2 separate regions of the Homo sapiens genome follow, and region 2 is linked to region 1. Evidence: read pairs that join two places in POLR2A ChIA-PET (ENCODE). Cell type or tissue: OCI-LY7. All regions are shown on one strand. Links, peaks and the distances in the headings refer to the core of each region. The heading gives the core; the rest is flanking DNA.

Region 1 (9,103 bases), core at 360-8,359:
AGATGGTTTACTGGTTTCTGACGGATTGTTCATTCTTGAGTCTGCAATAAATCAGAGGAGAATAAGGTTTTTAAAAAACTGGGGATGGAGATGGGATTGAGGAGGCAAAACTGTGGCAGAGAAAAGGGTTAACTAATGTTATAGTCATATAGTTTAAGAAGACCCAGTGTATACATGTCTGGCTAAAATACTAGAAATTATAATAAAAGGTTATCTGGAAGAAATTCAAAATTCCCCAGACCCTGAAGGGATTCACAAATAAACTGTCTTTTTAAATAATTTTAAGATTCTTTAAAGAAAGACAGCAGAACTGTAACCTGAAGAAAATTAGAAAGCCTGATATGTAAAAGGAATAAATGCTTTTAACATGAAGTAAAACTGGAAAGGGGGGAAGCACCTCACATAATAAAATGTTATTCCCAAATAAAGTATCTTTTTCTATATGCAATGATATTCATTCATTATAACCAAAACAACCCACTGGTAATCTTGATAAAAGATGGGACAGTAACTCAACCTATGAACTAAAAGAAAACACGTCTAAGGTAAATTATCTCTAAATTTACTCCCCTCCCCAACCAAACTAAACAAGTCAAAGTGAGAACATATTAAATTCATACCTCAACTATAAACCAGCACAAGAAGTTGTACCGTAAGGCATAACAGATATAGCTAATAATTTCAAAACTGCATTACAACCACACCCACTTAAAGTAATACTACCTCAATATCCTAAATGAAACTGCTAATTTGAGTTTATCATTTCTGGGTTATCTACTTAATGAAGGTTTATTTCCACAGTAAAATGTTTTCATCAAGCAATATTAGGTATCCCAGAAAATACATTAAGAGAAGAGACAAGAACTCTGCTTTTCTTCTAAGTCTTTGAAAGGGTAAGAAACGGAATATACATAAATATATCTCTTATTCTACTACTGTAAACTCAAACTTAGAATATTTATGATCAAACAAGTTTACTGTCAAATAAGTTCTGCCTTTACCCACATTAACTTATTTAGTGGTTAAATAAGTTAAGAACCATTTAACTTTAGTTATTAACAGAGAACAAATATTTAAACTATACTGTTTTTGACCAAAGAGCACATTTTTTCATCTGCTTAAACATCTAACTAGAAAATCAAAACAATCACTAGACAGAATTCTCAACCATGTTCTTTACAGTCGAATTATCCCCATGCATAACAGATGAGAAAAAAAATCAGGAGTCTTTCTTTTATAAGTTTCATTTCCAACAAGAAGATGTGTAATAGCTTTTCCAATACAGTAAAAGTTTCTGTAACTGATGCTTGTCTTATGGGCTTAGGCAGTTCTGTCATAACTTTGGTTTGGTCTTCTAATGTTCAAAGGGTTAAAATTCATATGTTTGTGGTCATAAATGAGGGCAGTTCTACAACTTCCTTCTTCTCACTGTCCAGAGAAATTTAAATATCATCTGAAAGCATACTAAGGTTTGAAAGGAACAGGTGTACAACTTAGTGAAAAATCAGCTTTCTGAATGACAACCAAAATCTCATGAAAGTCAACAGAGATCACAACAAATGTAATAGAATATACCATTAGCATACATACTGCTCCATGCTTCCTTTAAATGAATTTTAAAGGAAAGTGGAAAAAATGATCAATCAGTTAACATTCATAAAAAGAGTAACAGTTTTCTCACATATGTGGGCACCGCAGAAATAAGCATAATTCTTAACAAGTCATGAGCCTGACTTTGTACAATTCATATTCTAATTTTCCCATCTATAAAGACTATGTCACAGGTATTTTAAGTGAATCATCTCAGATTCTTCTACTGAACTGTCAAGAGCTTCAAAAGCATTTAACAAAATTATCTCACATACACACAAAAATAAAACATTACTTCACATACACACAAAAATAAAATTGCACAATGGGAAGACTGTTTAAATAATACTTACTATTAACTGAAAGTAAGAGATGTAATTTCTACTTCTAAAATGATGTGTTAAAAATATTCCAAAAAGGTATTTTTCTTTCCTTTTTTTGAATTGTTAACTAAGTAAATGTCAAAGAGTAAATACAAGATTGAATTCCTGACATAAATTTGTTGTTTCTGTCATTCACTCTTTACATAGTGGCTTTTACTGTGCTGGGCAGATACTGCTACCCTGGGTTTAGGCCATGCCTTATGCATAAGAATTCAAACGTTTTCAGAAGTATCATTTTACTTTATCTTTGGCAACTATGAAGGTGACAGGAGCAGCTTTAATTTTCAAGTGCAGAAAATGACAATATAGGAAAAAAGTCATTTGCAAAAGTTTTAAATGTAAGATATCCAAGTCCCGGAGTTCATATCATTTAACTTTCCAGGTGACTAGAGTAACTAAAAAAGTCTCAATAATTCTGCATATAAACAGACATAACTCCACACAAAATATGACCACCATTAGCCACCATATATCTAAAAATCAAAGTGCCTTGATTTATTTGAAATCTTCATCACCAAAGATGGTTTTAACAAATTTAAGCTGGACATCTTCCACTCCAAAAGGCTTGCTGTTCTACAGAGAAAACTCTAAAAAGGTTTTCCAACATTTAAAGTTGTAGTTATCTAGAGTATATAGTTGATTTTAAAAAAATTAAAAAGAGGACTAATCCTAGCAAAAATTTGAAAAGTTAATAGTTTCTAAAATCTGGAAATCGATCAACAGATCTGTTGCAGCAACCAGTACAATTACCCTCTTTATTAACATTTATAAAAACTATTCTGCATTGTGACTCAACCTTATTTTTCACTGAGCATTTTGGTTTTTGTATAAGACGTTCTCATTAGGTATGAAAAACATTTTTATTAATATGTATATATTATATATGTACAGTTCTATGCCTTGTTTCAGATTTAAGATGTTTTTATAACTACATGAAATGTTCTCAATAGGAATTTCCAAAAAGCAAAAATATTCATTCGAGCTGAACTCTAAATTAACTGTATTTACTAACGATACCCTCTGAATCAGAAGAGCTAGTCACAGGGAGGGACCTACTGCAAATTCAAGTAAGCTTGTGCTTTGCAAATGCTTTCCTCCTTCCCTGCTCAGTCCAACTCTCCCCCTCCCCCGCCACAGGCTGCATATGCGATTAAGCATTTATGCATAGTCAACCCGACACACTCTATTTCCATATTAAAGCTTCTAAGAAAAGAACTGTGCTGGTACCCACCTAGAACATAGTCACTGCAGTCCAGCATTGCTGTGAAATCTTCTAGAGGAGCAGAGAGTCCAAACAAGGAAGAAACAGGTAGCAGTTTGGGGTGGGGAAAGAAGGTACTACTATTTCTAACAAATCTACAGTATGTTCTTAAGCGAAAAGAGGGGGGTTGCGTAGGGTGGAAAGTGGATTAAGGGGAAAAGCAAAATACAACTTCTGTTACACCATAGCAATCTTCAACTGAATAAGGAAACTTCAGTTGCTCAGAGGAGTTTTAGTCTCTCCTACCAGCTAGGACTGACATTGTCAAGGCAACTGAAGCATGAAAAAGTTCCTCTTTTTGTAATAAAATAGAAACAAAGATTGCAGCTGGCAGTTTCCATAATGAAGCTTAATCAGTATGCGCGTGATTAGGGCCTTATGCAAATCTCTCCTCGTTAGCACAGCAGCCAGCACTTTGAAGTCCATGAACAATTCATTTACAGAATATACTGAAAGCACTCCCTGCATAATTTAAATCGTTGCATAAATATTTATCAGGCTATTTGCATATTAATTGGCAGTGCATGAAGGGAAAAATTATCTCCTGAGTGCCAGCATAATAATTAGGAGGATAAAATGAGACTTCTTCCAATGGCCTGGCTTCTTGGACCTAACTGGAGATAGTACCAAGGGAGAAGGGAGGTACAGGAGACAGAGTTCTGTTAAAATGCCACTGAAATGACACGTACAAATTAGAAACAACCCTACAGACTTAAGCACCTTTAATCTTATTCCTGCTGGCAACAATGACTTCAGTAATAAGAGGATTTGCAAAAAGCTTTCTACACAATCCAAATAATCCCAAGGAAACAATTAGCAAGGTAGAAGCAGAACACAAGGCTGTCAAGATGGTGCTAGTCTACTGATAGGGAATTTTCCAATTCTTAACACACTTCCGTCAAGAGAAAGTCCCACTTTAAAACGAGGCAACAGTAAACCCAGAAGCAGTGCAAGGTGTATAAAGTATCTTAAAGAGTATAGAAATTCATTATCTACAAATCTTTTTATATTACCAAATTAACAGAATAGATTAGTTGAATGCTACATATTATGCAGTATCCTTCCCCCATGAAAATAAATCTCAAGTAGAAAGAAGACAGTTTGTTACTTAGAATCTCTATTGTCAAAGGGTGGGCCATGTAAATTGTGGAATTACTTGGTATTCTCAAGTATATTTCACTTAATGAACATACATACATATATATAATCCTTACTAAACTATATGTTTATTCAATTTAAAGTATATTTACAAGGTAAGTCATCAACCCAAAATTTTTTAGGCATTACAATGACAACAGCCTAATCATCACAGACAATTCAGGAGATTTATAAAATCTCCATGGAGTAATAAGCATTATTACCCCTTTCTTTCCTTATATATTATTAAAGTAAGGAAACTGAGGCACAGAGAACTAAAACACTTTATCCAATGTCACACTAGTAATTCGGAATCAGGATTTAAAACTAGAATTTTCTGATATCAGAATCTGTGCTCTTGGCTATTCCTATGCATTATGGATGAGTTAAACACGTAGGGAATTGCTGAGAGGTGGTAAAGCAGCAGACTGAATGGTTTGTTTTCCGTGTAGTGAAGAAACCAGTAAACGGCAGCAAAGACATTGTGTTTAAAAGTCAGGTGTGTACAGATACACAGAAGAGTGCACTAGATTTGAGGAGAGTTCTGAAAGGTGTCAGCCCATTAATAACTGTTTTTATTTAGAACTAGTCTTCAGGAAATGAAAGACAGATTTTAACAAGGGGCCTTTAAAAAGATTCCCTTGCAAGTCAGTAGAGGACCAAAAACCTTAAACTTTTGGATCAGCACTCTGCATTACCAGTTTTTCTGTTTTACTGAATCACAAAATGCTTATGAGGAGAGACTTTGGGGGAGAAACTTAACACAGCCATTTAATACCTGTAATACCTGTTTAAGTTCCTTCCTTCTTCGAGCCTTAATTTTATCACCTATAAAATGATGATATCCCTTTCATGAGGTTATTGTGAGATAAATGCTTTCATGCTTCTCAGACAAGAGCGTGGACTGGAGGAATGTGATGCAGTTGTGCCAGGGCAGACATCAAGTCACTGGATAAACATGTCCATCTTTTGAAAGCATCAATCTTATTTAATATTTCACACCACTTTGTATTAAAATAAGAATACATTATAGAAGAGAACACAAATTTCAAATGAGTTTTTAAGGTAGAATATGTTGGATTATACAAATTCTCCTTGGTGAGAAAAGATGAAAAGCAATGATGAATGTGACTAGATTACAGTAGATATCAATAAATGTTTATTTCCCTCCTCTTCCGCCTTTACGAAATTTAAAATTTATTATTTGCATTTATTATGGGATATTTCTGCAACTTACCATCTGCCCTTTTCTACTTTATGTAATAACATCTCTAAACTACCTTTCTACTGTGAGTGTGGTCTTTCATATATTAGCTAAGGATGACTTGCAGCCAGACAATCATTGCTAACAAAGGAGTGTGTCTGTACCCAACAGGAGCAGCACCTTCCTAGTGAAAGAGCCTCCTCCTCAGGCTAAGGGAGTCCCACAAGACCTGTAGCAGGGAGGCTATAGTTTACCAGCCCACACAGGCTACTATCTAGAGTGGGACCCCCCGCTTCCCCTCTACTGCAAAGCTCACCCAGAAAAAAAAGCTCACATTGCTACAGTGGGAAGGAAAGGCAAGAAAAGTCCCTTTCTACCACCCTTGACCTAGGTACCCTACTAATTTTAGAGGGGAAGTTTAAATACCAGGAGTTTGTCCAAGCCTCTACAGATGGATTGGGAGAGGGACTGTCACCGTCTCTTGCCTGTACTCCCCAACCATGGCACATTTATGTCCAAAAGAAGAAAATGACAGCTTTTCCCACAAAGTTCAAATGTCCATTTCACTTGGTCATCTGTCTGAAATAATAGCAAAGAATCAATTAGACTAAAACTTAACCTAGAAAGAACACCCGTTGTACAAAGGAAAATCATTTTTGAGAGGTTTGTGGGATTGTCAGTCATTCACACTTGAGCATGAATTAATCCAATCCCACTGCTTTCATTTAACACCTAGTTGAGGAGTTGATTGTAAGGCAATGGTTGTTTCTACTAGAGAAGAGGCCAATAAATGATAAAATAACTGATGTTTAGAGGACCTGGATTGGGGGTGGGGTAATGTGGGCAAAGGGTTCATAGAAGGTAGTAATAATAGGAAATAGTAGTAACATATGGAAGTATAAAAAGGAGCTGAAAGGGCAAATTCAAACTCATGTATTTCACAATTACGCCTAAAATGTAGCCTTTTTTTATTTTCTAAAAGAGGGGACAAACGCTCTTCCAGGACCCAGAATTCACGGTTAACACTACTAGTTTTTTTTTTTTTTTTGAGATGGAGTTTGCTCTTTTGCCCATGCTGGAGTGCAGTGGCACAATCTCAGCTTGCTACAACCTCTGCCTTCTAGTTTCAAGCGATTCTCCTGCCTCAGCCTCCCAAGTAGCTGGGATTACAGGCGCCTGCCACCAAGTCAGGCTAATTTTTGTATTTTTAGTAGAGACGGGTTTCACCATGTTGGCCAGGCTGGTCTCGAACTCCTGACCTCGTGATTCGCCCACCTTGGCCTCCCAAAGTGCTGGGATTACAGGCATGAGCCACCATGCCCAGCCGACACTACTAGTATTAAAATATTTTTATATTCATGATCTTATGGGCCAGTGTAGGTATCATTAGAAATGAAATTGAGGGCAATGACAACTAAATCACAAACTAGTGTTTTAAAACACACCTTTTATGTGAGAGTGAACTGAGATCGGCCTATATTCTACCTTACTAAATCATTAACATCCAGCCTGGTCATGTTCTATATGAATAGCCATTTGTACCCTCTATTCTGTACTGACCATATAACTAGTTGAACAAGCAGAAATGTCTGACTCAACAATTATTGCCTGTTACCTCCTTTCTATATCATGGGGGGTGTCTGCATCTTTTAGCACCACTGGTTTCACCCCAGCCAATCTCAACAGTACACCAATATCCTTTCCAACCTTCATCTCTTTTCCAATCTACCAATAATTTAGTGTCCTATTAACTTACTTACAGAAAACACTTAATGATATTTCAATTCTCTGTAATAAAAATACTTAGTACCTCAAGCATTATCAATAATTATTTACAAAAAAAGTCCAACAAACCCATCACACACATACAAACTAAAATAATTTTACTAATGCCCACCAAATATGAAACAACATTCCAGGACTTGAAAATTTGAGACTCAGAATCAAGTGATAGGTATTGGCACTGCCACCATTCTTGTCAACTACATCACAGACTATGTAAATGATACCCTCTAAGGTTGCATTATGGGGCTCTCAGTGTCCCCTCCCCCCACCAAAAATCTTTTAGAATAACTTAACGGAATGTCTATCATTTACTAAAAATCTAGATGGGCAGATACCATGAAAGACATGTACTTTATCAACGTGGCTATTAAGCACTGCCAAATAACAAGCAATCTGAAGGATAATCTTACTTCATAAAAAGTAAACTGAGGCCTAGTTAATGACCCTTAGGGTCACATAGCTACTAAACAGAGAGCCGAGGTATGGTGGGGGTTGGGGACTCAGGCACAATATGGAGGGCATGAGAGGAAGACAAGTAAAATAAAATATGTAAAAATTCTTATCCCATGAGACTGAGATCAGTAGTTGGTTGGCTGAACAAAATGGTCAACCTAAGTATCATAAACACAAGTACATAATGATTGTATTTTAACCCAAAGCATATAAATACACATTCATTCACCAATTTTTTTGGGCCAAAGCCTTTTGAGTTTGGATAAAAAACTCAAAAGATTTTTACGTTTTTCACTGAAAGTCACATTTTACATTGTACATATATGTATAGACTAAATACTAAAAACTCAAGAAAAGTTCCATAGAACAATGCTTCTTTCCAGGTATAAATGTATTGCGATGTGTTCTAGACTTCAACCTATTAAATTGACTTCATGTCTCATAGATTAAAAAACACTGCTTTAAAAGTGGGGCAAGAATTATATGACACATGAGGCAATCTGAGTCCATAATGCTTTTCTATTTTTTTAGAATAATTTATCCCTACTATTTTATAGCTCTCTTGCACACATCTAATTCAGTATTTTTTAGTAATTACCCTTTATCAAATCTTTCCAAAGCATTTAACTTAATTTTCACAGAAACATCATCTTTCTTTTTCTATTCTTTTCCTTGGTTTATATAGTTATTTAAATTGTGTAATTAGGCTGGGTGCGGTGACTAATGCCTGTAATCCCAACACTTTGGGAGTCCTAGGTAGGTGGATCACCTGAGCTCTGGAGTTCGAGATTAGCCTGGCCAACATGGTGAAACCCTATCTCTACTAAAAATGCAAAAATTAGCTAGGCGTGATGGCATGCGCCTATAGTCCCAACTACTCAGTAGGCTGAGGCATGAGAATTGCTTGAACCCAGGAGGCGGAGGTTGCATTGAGCCGAGATCGCGTGACTGCACTCCTGCCTGGGTGACAGAGAGAAACTCCATCTGTAAATAAATAAATAAATAAATAGTGTGATTAAAATTAGTACAACTAGCATGAACAGTATTGGGAGCACAAACAAGTAAATGGTTCTTAATAACTTTACAACTCAACTGGTAGACATACCATGGAATAAGTCTTCAGCATGCTATAGGGAATCAGATAGTGCATCAAACAGGAATGGGCTGTCAGTTAATCTCATCAAGTCATTTAAGTGGTGGCTCACTGAGAAAGCTACTCCACCAGAAAGCGGTTTGAAATGACATGTTTCTGGTCTCTTTTAACCTGTGCTATATTACATTTTTACAGCT
Region 2 (9,103 bases), core at 662-8,661, 100 kb after region 1:
GCCTGTGGTACCAGCTCCTCAGGAGGCTGAGGTAGGAGGCTCATCTGAGCCCTGGAAGGTAGAAGCTGCAGTCAGCTGTGACTGCACCACTGCACTCCAGTCTGGGTGACAGAGCTAGACCCTACTTAAAAAAAAAAAAAAAATTAAAAAATAAAAATATTTAAACACAGAAAAAGTATAGTTAAAAACATGGTATAAAAGATTTAAAAATGGTATACCTGTAGAGGGCACTTACCTGAATGGGCTTGCAAGACTGGAAGTTGCTTTGGGTGAGTCAATGAATGACGAGTGAGCGAATATGAAGGCCTACAGCATTACTGTACACTACTATACACTTTAAAAACACCATATACTTAGGCTACACTAAATTTATAAGAGAAAAAGTCTGTGTTCAATAATAAATTAACTAGCTTACTGTAACTTTTTTTTTTTTTTTTGAGATGGAGTCTCACACTCTGTCACCCAGGCTGGAGTGCAGTGGCGCAATCTCAGCTCACTGCAACCTCCACTTCACGGGTTCAAGTGATTCTCCTGCCTCAGCCTCCCGAGTAGCTGGGATTATGGGCGTGTGCCACCACACCCAGCTAATTTTTGTATCTTTAGTAGAGATGGGGTTTCACCCTATTGGCCAGGCTGGTCTCGAACTCCTGACCTCAGGTGATCTGCCCACCTCGGCTTCCCAAAGTGCTGGGATTACAGGCATGAGCCATCACGCTGGGCCTACTGTAACTTTATAAGCTTTAAAATGTTAAAAACTTTTTGACTCTTGTAATAACAGTTTCAAACACACTGTACAGCTATACAAAAAATTTTTCTTTATATCCTTATTCTATAAGCTCTTATCTATTTAAATTTTTTAAATTTTTACCTTTTAAATGTTTTTGTTAACAACTAAGACACAAACACAGACATCAGCCTAGGCCCACACAGGGTCAGGATCATTACAATGTCACTAGGAGATAGGAATGTTTCAGTTCTGTTATAATCTTATGGGACTGCCATTGTATACTGGTCCATAGACTGAGAAGTCATTATGCGGTACGTGATTGTACAGCTGACCCTCGAACAAAATGGGTATGAACTGTGTGGGTCCACTTAAATCAGGTTTTTTCAATCACATGCAAATTAAAAATACAGAATTCACGGGATGCAAACAGCTCATAGTCACAGGGGCTCTGAGGCCCAGGGGCCAGGCACACTTTTCACATACTCGGGTTCCACAGGGCCTGCTGCAGGACTGAGGCATGTGCAGATTTTGATATTGGTGTGTGTGTGTTGGGGGAGGAGGGCACACGAGTAGGGAATCCTGGAACCAATCCCCTTGTGGTATGCCCCTGTGTATAATGAGGGATGTCTGAGATGTCTGCATAGTGTTCCCTTTGCTCAGAACATTTTCAATTCCACTTCTCACTCCCAGTTCTTGAACTGATTAATTCCTATTCATCTTTCACATCTCATTGTAAACATGATATCCTCAGAGAGCCCCTTCCCAAATCCTCTTGTCCAGATTAGCAGTCCCCACCTTATGCTCCTGGGGTACTTCAAATCTCTCGTATTCTACTCATTAAACTACAACCAGTATTATTTAACATATGATTTCCCCAACTGACCAATATACATTTTGAGAGGGCAGAGATGTTATCTTATTCATTACTCTACCACCAGTGCTCAGTACATTACAAGGAGCAGAAGCTCTATAAATATTTGTTGAATTAAATGAATGCAGAAAGACTGGCCATATTGGTTCATCATAATCTAGTTTTTATTCACACTGAGTACCACAATTATTGATAAGCTTACTACCTTTGTTCATTCGCATTCTAATAGGATGTTTCAAGTTTAAAGTCTAAATCCCATCTTCAGTACTACCTACTGCATACAATTTAGCTCTCCTACTAGGACAGGACCAAGCTTACCATGTTCTATATTTTTAATAAATATTCAGGTACCCAGATGAAAGCCGAACTGATAAAAATATATGTTATATTTACTGGTCTTCACCCAAAAGATGTTTCTGAATAATTCCAGTTTAAAAAGGAAAAAAAAAGTATGAAAACTATTCACCTAGCTCAGCCCATAATTTTATCAATAAGAATCCTATGGGTTGGAAAAATTTAGTGATTTATTCAGGATCAGAAAGCTATTATCGTTAATGCTAAAAGCAGAATAAGGATCCAAGTCTCCTAATTCTCAGTCTGTCTTTCCAGTATAGGGCCTTTCTGGTGCATTAACTGAAAACCATTATTCAAGGTATGCTAAGCAATAAATAATCTTGAAGTGCAACAAGTAATCATTTAATGTTATCAAATCACCTGTAGAGCTTTTTTAAAGTATGGATTTTCAGACCTCTACTGTATTAGAAGTTGGGCCTTCTTATGTTGAAAAAGTTCCATGGGTCACCCCATGGTGACAAAGATTGAGAACCACTAAGTCCATCAACCAAGCATTCATTATTTGTTAAATGTCTAGGCCTACTCTGTCCCTACCAGTATGTTCCTGCACTCAAGGCTCTTAGGACAAGATTTACTTACATAATCAATTAGAGAAGAAAATAGGACTGTGTATAATGAAGTGCTGAATTGGGTAACTGAACACAAATTAAGTGCTAATTTCAGAGAAAGTATGACAGGAGCTCAGATTTGACAGATGGCTATTTGTGGAGATAAAGAAATGGACAGACAGGTCCCTTAAGATAAATAAGGACAAAAGTTTTCAAGTCATGACCAGCAGAAGTCCTAAGGACCCTGTGAAAGTGCCTCAAAAGCTACTGTGGAAAGGAGGAGGAAAATGCTTTTCTTGCTCCAATATCCAATTTTAATCAGAACAGCTCCACTTTTGCCTTTAAAAAAGAACACCAAAGGCTTTTAAAAGTTTGAAATCCCTTATTTTACAAATGCAATTAAAAAAAAAATCCATGGTGAAGTAACTTGTCCTAAAGTTACTAAGCTAATTAGTGACAGAGAAGCCAGGTCTCTGAACCCCCCAGTACCTTTTTTCACTCTACCATACCATACACCATGGCCTTCCAATGGAGGAAAAAGTGTGAGTAAAGGTTCTCACACAACGTCCCAAACACACTGGCTTGACCAAAACACTGGGTACACATTCAGGTCATGTGTCTCAAACTGGGATTGGTGTTGCAAGGATGGTAATGGGAGAAAGGCTCAGGTAAGTCTCAGGATAAATTATAGCCATCCTCCCAAGATAGATCTTCAAATTTTAGGGAAATTTCTTTAAAAATTAAAATCTGATAATATGCTGTATTTGTGGTAGAAATGGACAATAAGGGAACTTCCTTGATGGAATTGTTGAGTCATGCTATTTAAGGAAGTAGTAAAGATAATAATGCATAGGCAAGGGTAGGGGCTAGATAACAGAATGCCCTGAAATCAAGGTAAGTTGTATTTGCTACAATGCAACACCTCCACTGTATAAAGTTTTCAGAAGAGTATTAGGAGTGTCCATTCCTCCTAAGATGCTGGCTGCACCAAAAAATGAACAACCTACAGTCAGGTGCCCCACAGAATCCATCGGCTGCTAAAGCTTCTGCTTCTCTACAGCAGCACAAGTAATAAAATTCCTGATTTTACTCCTGTGCTCATGTAAGAAAAACTATTACAGAGTTACTTTAAAAATGCTTCTGCTATCAATTTGATACTCCCCACAGCATCCCTCTAACACTGGTATTATCACCATCGTATTGTTGAAGGAAATAACCTTAGAAGACAGTGCCAAAGCCAAAATGAGATATCTAGAATTTACAACGTTCAGATTCAATACTCAGTCCACACGCACAGTGGCATGAGCATAAATTTCAACCCTAGTATTAATGTTTATCAAACATTTAATTCACTAAAAAATTTTCAATTTTCACAAGGAATCTACAACCCAATAAGACCCACCCAAACATGTCTCAAATGACATGTCAAAGTGAATTCACTGACTTACTCCCCAAATGGCTCCTTTTCCCAACATCCCTACATCTGCTTATGGTAATGCTCTTTTCTGGATAACCTAAACTCAAAACCTTGATAATCTCTTTGCATCTAATTAGCTGCTAAACTTTAAGGGCTCTGATCATGGCACTGTCCATAACAAAAAAAAATTAAAAAAAAAAAATTCAGTGACTTCCTACTGCCTAGCAAATAAAATCCAAACTCTTACACCAACACAAAGGATTCAGAGCTCTCCACAATAGAGCCCCAAAGTGCCTTAATACACAGCCTAAATAACAACTAAGCTGGAAGTCTTGCTATTACCCACACTTAATGCTTATAAAAACACAGGACCTTGAGAAAGTCACTTAATCTAAGTTTTATTTTACTCGACTATAAAATGGGTATAGTAACGCTTGCCTGAAAGGACTAACTGAGGTAATGAAAATGAGAATGTGGCTATAAATTTTAAAGTACTATAAAAATACAGACATTATCACTGTGCCATGGTTATGGTAATATTATTTATACCTGCCTTGCTCCAGAAAGGATGTAAGGTGGCCCACATAAAACAAGATAAAAAGAGTTTAAAGATGGAAGCAATACAAGAAATACAAAACAAATGCATGGACAAAAAATTGATCTACTAATCAGGCTAAGAAATGCAAACGTAATTGCCTATGCATGTGCTTCTCAGGTTAATAATCTGACCTAAATTTGACCAAATCAAACTGTAGTTTGATTTGAAAAGGAAACTAAGTCAATTAGACAATTCAGTGTCCATAAGACTAAAAACAAATAGTTTCTACTGTAAAGGCCAGGTAAGAATTTCTCCCAAACGTCCTTATTCCATGTAATGTAATTGGACAATATCCTCAACACCTTTATCACGACTTATCTATTTCATAAATTAGACTGGAAGTCTCTTGAGGTCAAGTAATTTTTAAATTATGTTTGTATCTCTAGTAGCACCTACAGTAATTAGTTAATAAACCAAATACCTCTATACACTGGTTTCTATGGATCTAATCTCTCCCTTCCTATTTCAAACCATCCTGCACACCACATTACTCCTAACACACCATTTTTATCACATCAGTCCCTATTTCAAAATCCTCCAACAGCTTTCCTGCAGATAGAACAAATGCTTCCTCATTCTTTACCTATACATCACAATGTTGAACACAATCTCCCCTTCAATGGCCTTCTCTGTATTCCCATTCCTCTAAATTCTTTTTGCCCTTTAAAGCTCGGTTTAAAAGTCTCGCCTTCTACATAAAGCCTTCTCTGACTGACAGCAATGGGGCAGGAGGAGAGACTGGGAGGTGGGAGAAAGTTAGAAGTCTTGTGTTCTTATCTGTTACTGAATAGTTAAGTGACTGTGAGCAAGTCACTAAACCATTGTGAAAATATTTCCTCATCTGTGAAGCAAAACCTTTAGCAAAGATTATATCTAAATTACCTTCCAGCTATAATATATTCTAGGATGCTCTGGCTCTTTCAAACTTGGACACACTCTGATCTATTCTCCAATCTTCATTATCTGTTACATATTTTAATATGTAATTATATACACTGTTTTTCAATTTTTCCTGCTTAAGTAAACATACCAACTCCTCCGCAGCAGTCATATTTCCTTGTTATTCCCAAAGACTACAGGCATAGGACCAGGTACATAGCAGATACCTTTTATAGACTAGGATGGTAACTACTTTAAAACATTAATTATAATATTGCTTGCTGCAGTATGAATCAGCCAAAAAAGGCTGTATTTTTCATTAAGCAGACCACTAAAATAAGTGTACTAAAACAAGAAAACACCTAAGTCACTTTTCCATATAAAAATATATTCCCTTTAAGGTATCAGTGCAACTCCATTAAGGTAATCATATGTTTAAGCACAAATGAGTCGTTTAACACACAGCATATTGTTCATTTTCCAGCCATTCCTGTTTATATCTTCTATTGCAAAGAGAAAGTTCAACAGAGGGGGGGAAACCTGCCATAATAATTATTATTATTGATTTAATTTCATATACCATTTCTATATTCCAACATAAAAAGCATAAAGTTACAAAGAATTATGAAATAAATAATGTGATAAACTGCACTTGCTATGACTTTCAATATTGAAGACTTAGTAAAGCTACTACAAACACTTAGCTTTGTGGAATGTGAACATTGGCTGTTAAAAAAAAGTTAGTATAATGTATCCTCTCCGGATAAATGTCCAGGAGTTCCAGCAGTTTAAAAGAAATCTGGGCCAGGTGTGGTAGCTCATGCCTGTAGTCCCAGCACTTGGGGAGGCCACAGTAGGACTGCTTAAGCCCAGGAGTTTTAGACTAGCCTAGGCAACATAGCAAGACCCCATCTCTTAAAAAAAATTAAAAATAAGAGAAAATAAATGAATAAAAGATAATCTGATAAATCTAGAGGTTTGCTGATTCTTCTTTTGCTCAATTACTAGTCCTGTCAGCAAATGTAGGCAACACTGAAATCTTGAGTGCTTGCTTAATTGGAAATAAATAAATAAATAAATAAAACCCAAAAACAAAAGAGCTCTATTAGTCACTGAGTATACAAAGATACCAATGCTCAAAAAATTCACACCCCATAGTAAAAACACACAGAACCCCATAACCACATGCACTGTATGCAAGGAGCATCTTCAAATCAGAACTTCTGAAACTCAAGACAATTCTCATATTCCAAATTCTAAACATACTGTAAACGGATCAAGTAAGTCAGGCAATAGCTCTACTCAGGCTATTTTTGTTTCCATTGTTATTACTGCTGAAACAGTTTATAAGAGCTCATCACCTGTTTAGAACACAGAAATACTTCGGTACAAAACAAACCAATTTATTCCTAAGAAGAATTAAAATCTACAGTTATTCAATTCTCTTTACTTATGAAATGTCAATAATGCACAAAAATGTCCAGCGAAAGATGCATAAGGAAACTGCTATTCTCTGTGAACCTTAATTATTATCCCTTTCAACCACTCAAAAGGATATTTACATCCTTTAAGCAACACAGTAAGAAGTAAGCAAAATGGTGACTCAAAGTTACCCCAAAAAAAGGAAAAGGAAAAAATTCATGCAGAAAGGGTACAGAAATTCAAAGCAGATATGTCACTGAATCAAATCAACAACTTTCAACTCTAACGCCCAAGAAATAGTAAGTACATTTGCTCAGGCATTTAGCATTTAAGGAGGGATCAGAAACAAGAACATGGATAACCAAAAGGGGGCATGTTTTGTTTGTGACTTGGTCTGTTCCCTAAACGCAAATTACCTGAATAGTTCTAAATTCAAATGCAATCACTTTCATTAGGAAAAACACATTCCTGCTTAAAATCAGGCTTCATAGCAAGTCTTTACTAATCACAAAAACTGTGTAATTAACACAATTATATAAAGGCAAATTAATGAGTCACACAACATTATTTTTAATGGTGCTTGAAAGACTAATATGCAAAGATTACAACTATGGGGTTTCAAAATTAAAAAACAAAACAAAAATAACCGATAACAACAAGGCAATCACTACTACATAATATTACAGTCTTCCAAGTACAAAGGAAACATTCATGAAAATGAGTGACCAACTTAAAAAACACAAATAAATTCAAGATGAAGCAATACAGATTCAAGAAGCAGGTCAAATATTTCAATTTTTAATAGAAAATACTTAAAGATAACATTCAAATTTCCACTTCTGTTATTTCAGAACCACCTGCCTAAGATATTCAAGGGTCTATTAAACATCTTTGGTGGCTTGAGAAGAGCAACGTAACATTTTGAGCCCTGAACTTATTGCAAAATCCACTAACCAGATGAATGGCAGATTGACAATTACTTCAAACTAGGCAGCAATGAAACATATTTTATTTACACTGCTTTATACTACCTATTGATGTAGAGAATAGTAAATTTAAAATATGGCAGAACACTACACCTGAATTCATTTGAACCTGAATAATAGCTACGGTTTGTTTTTTCCTTGTCTACTGGGATTTTTGACAATGACAAAATGAAAGGAATTACAAACTAATTTGAGGGAAGAGGTTAAAAATTGCTTTTACGGTAATGGTTTGGAAGCAGAACAGTCCTTTAGAAATCAAAAACAGTTGGTCAGCTGTCACATGAATTTTCAAGACCTTGATTCAAAAGTATCATTGTAATTAATAGGTGGGAGAGTTAAGAAAGTGACAACGGGCTGGGCATGGTGGCTCACGCCTGTAATCCAGCACTTTGGAAAGCCGAGGCGGGTGGATCCCTTGAGGTCAGGAGTTCGAGACCAGCCTGGCCAACACGGTGAAACCCCGCCTCTACAAAAAATACAAAAATTAGCCGGGCGTCATGGCGCATGCCTGTAGTCCCAGCTACTAAGGAGGCTGAGGCAGGAGAATCACTGGAACCCACGAGGCAGAGGTTGCAGTGAGCCGAGATCGCACCAACGCACTCCAGCCTGGGAGACAGAGCAAGACTCTGTCTGGAAAAAAAAAAAAAAAAAAAAGAAGACAGTGACAATGGATTTCCTAGAAATACGCAGGAAACTACTTGACAGATGCAAAAGGAGACAGGCAGGTTATAAACTCATGTGGGTTCAAAAGTAACCTAAAATACTCTATCAAAATTGGATCACAAATTCAGGTTAGAAATAAAGCAATTTTATCACATTCTCAGGGAATTTTAATCATCACCTTAAAATAAACTAATAATTAAAAATATGAGAAATGTCTTACAAGAAAATCTATTAATATGTCAAAAATTCTAAGTGCAATCACTGTTGCAATGGAACAATTTTAAAATCACTAATCAAAACAAAATGAACAAACTTGTCCAGACTAAGATAAATCCAAAAAGAATTCTGAATTTTTTTTAAAAAATCTGTTTTAAAAGCACATGCTTTCCTGTGAGTATTCTACCTTATTTTCAACATTATCATTTCCACCTTAAAGAATACACAGCCCTCATTCTCAACTCTGCTTTATTCACTGAAATGGATTCTAAGGCAAATGGTCTCTCCATTAGCCTAAGCCATGCTCTGATTAAGAAACACAGTTTCTTATAAAAGTCTGGGGGATCACAACAAACATTTATATGGGTCACTTCTATGACTATCTATCTAAAACCCAAATACTCCATTTGAGAATTTTGAGG

The links. ChIA-PET counts read pairs that join two places held together with the same protein. Peaks named below come from ENCODE experiments on the same cell type or tissue, not always from the same donor. Only the 100,000 strongest peaks of a DNase experiment are listed, where the experiment ranks them.
Region 2: POLR2A ChIA-PET joins it to region 1 with 6 read pairs; 6 of 35 experiments call an interaction of 5 or more read pairs at or near these places.

What each region holds. Positions count from the first base shown.
Region 1 is chr1:167,323,408-167,332,510 of GRCh38, reverse strand. It overlaps POU2F1 (POU class 2 homeobox 1), which reads right to left. Exons shown (of 16, transcript NM_002697.4): 2 at 1-41. Among named protein-coding and RNA genes, the nearest start is that of POU2F1, 110 kb to the right of the region's middle. RefSeq lists an enhancer at 2,702-4,794. In OCI-LY7, for the core only: no CTCF peak of the experiment used is centred there; DNase peaks (open chromatin) are centred at 1,410, 3,130, 3,560, 4,040 and 1 weaker place; H3K4me3 peaks cover 5,169 bases; H3K27ac peaks cover 5,736 bases.
Region 2 is chr1:167,224,179-167,233,281 of GRCh38, reverse strand. All of the region lies in intron 1 of POU2F1 (POU class 2 homeobox 1), which reads right to left. Among named protein-coding and RNA genes, the nearest start is that of POU2F1, 7.8 kb to the right of the region's middle. In OCI-LY7, for the core only: a CTCF peak has its summit at 7,213; no DNase peak of the experiment used is centred there.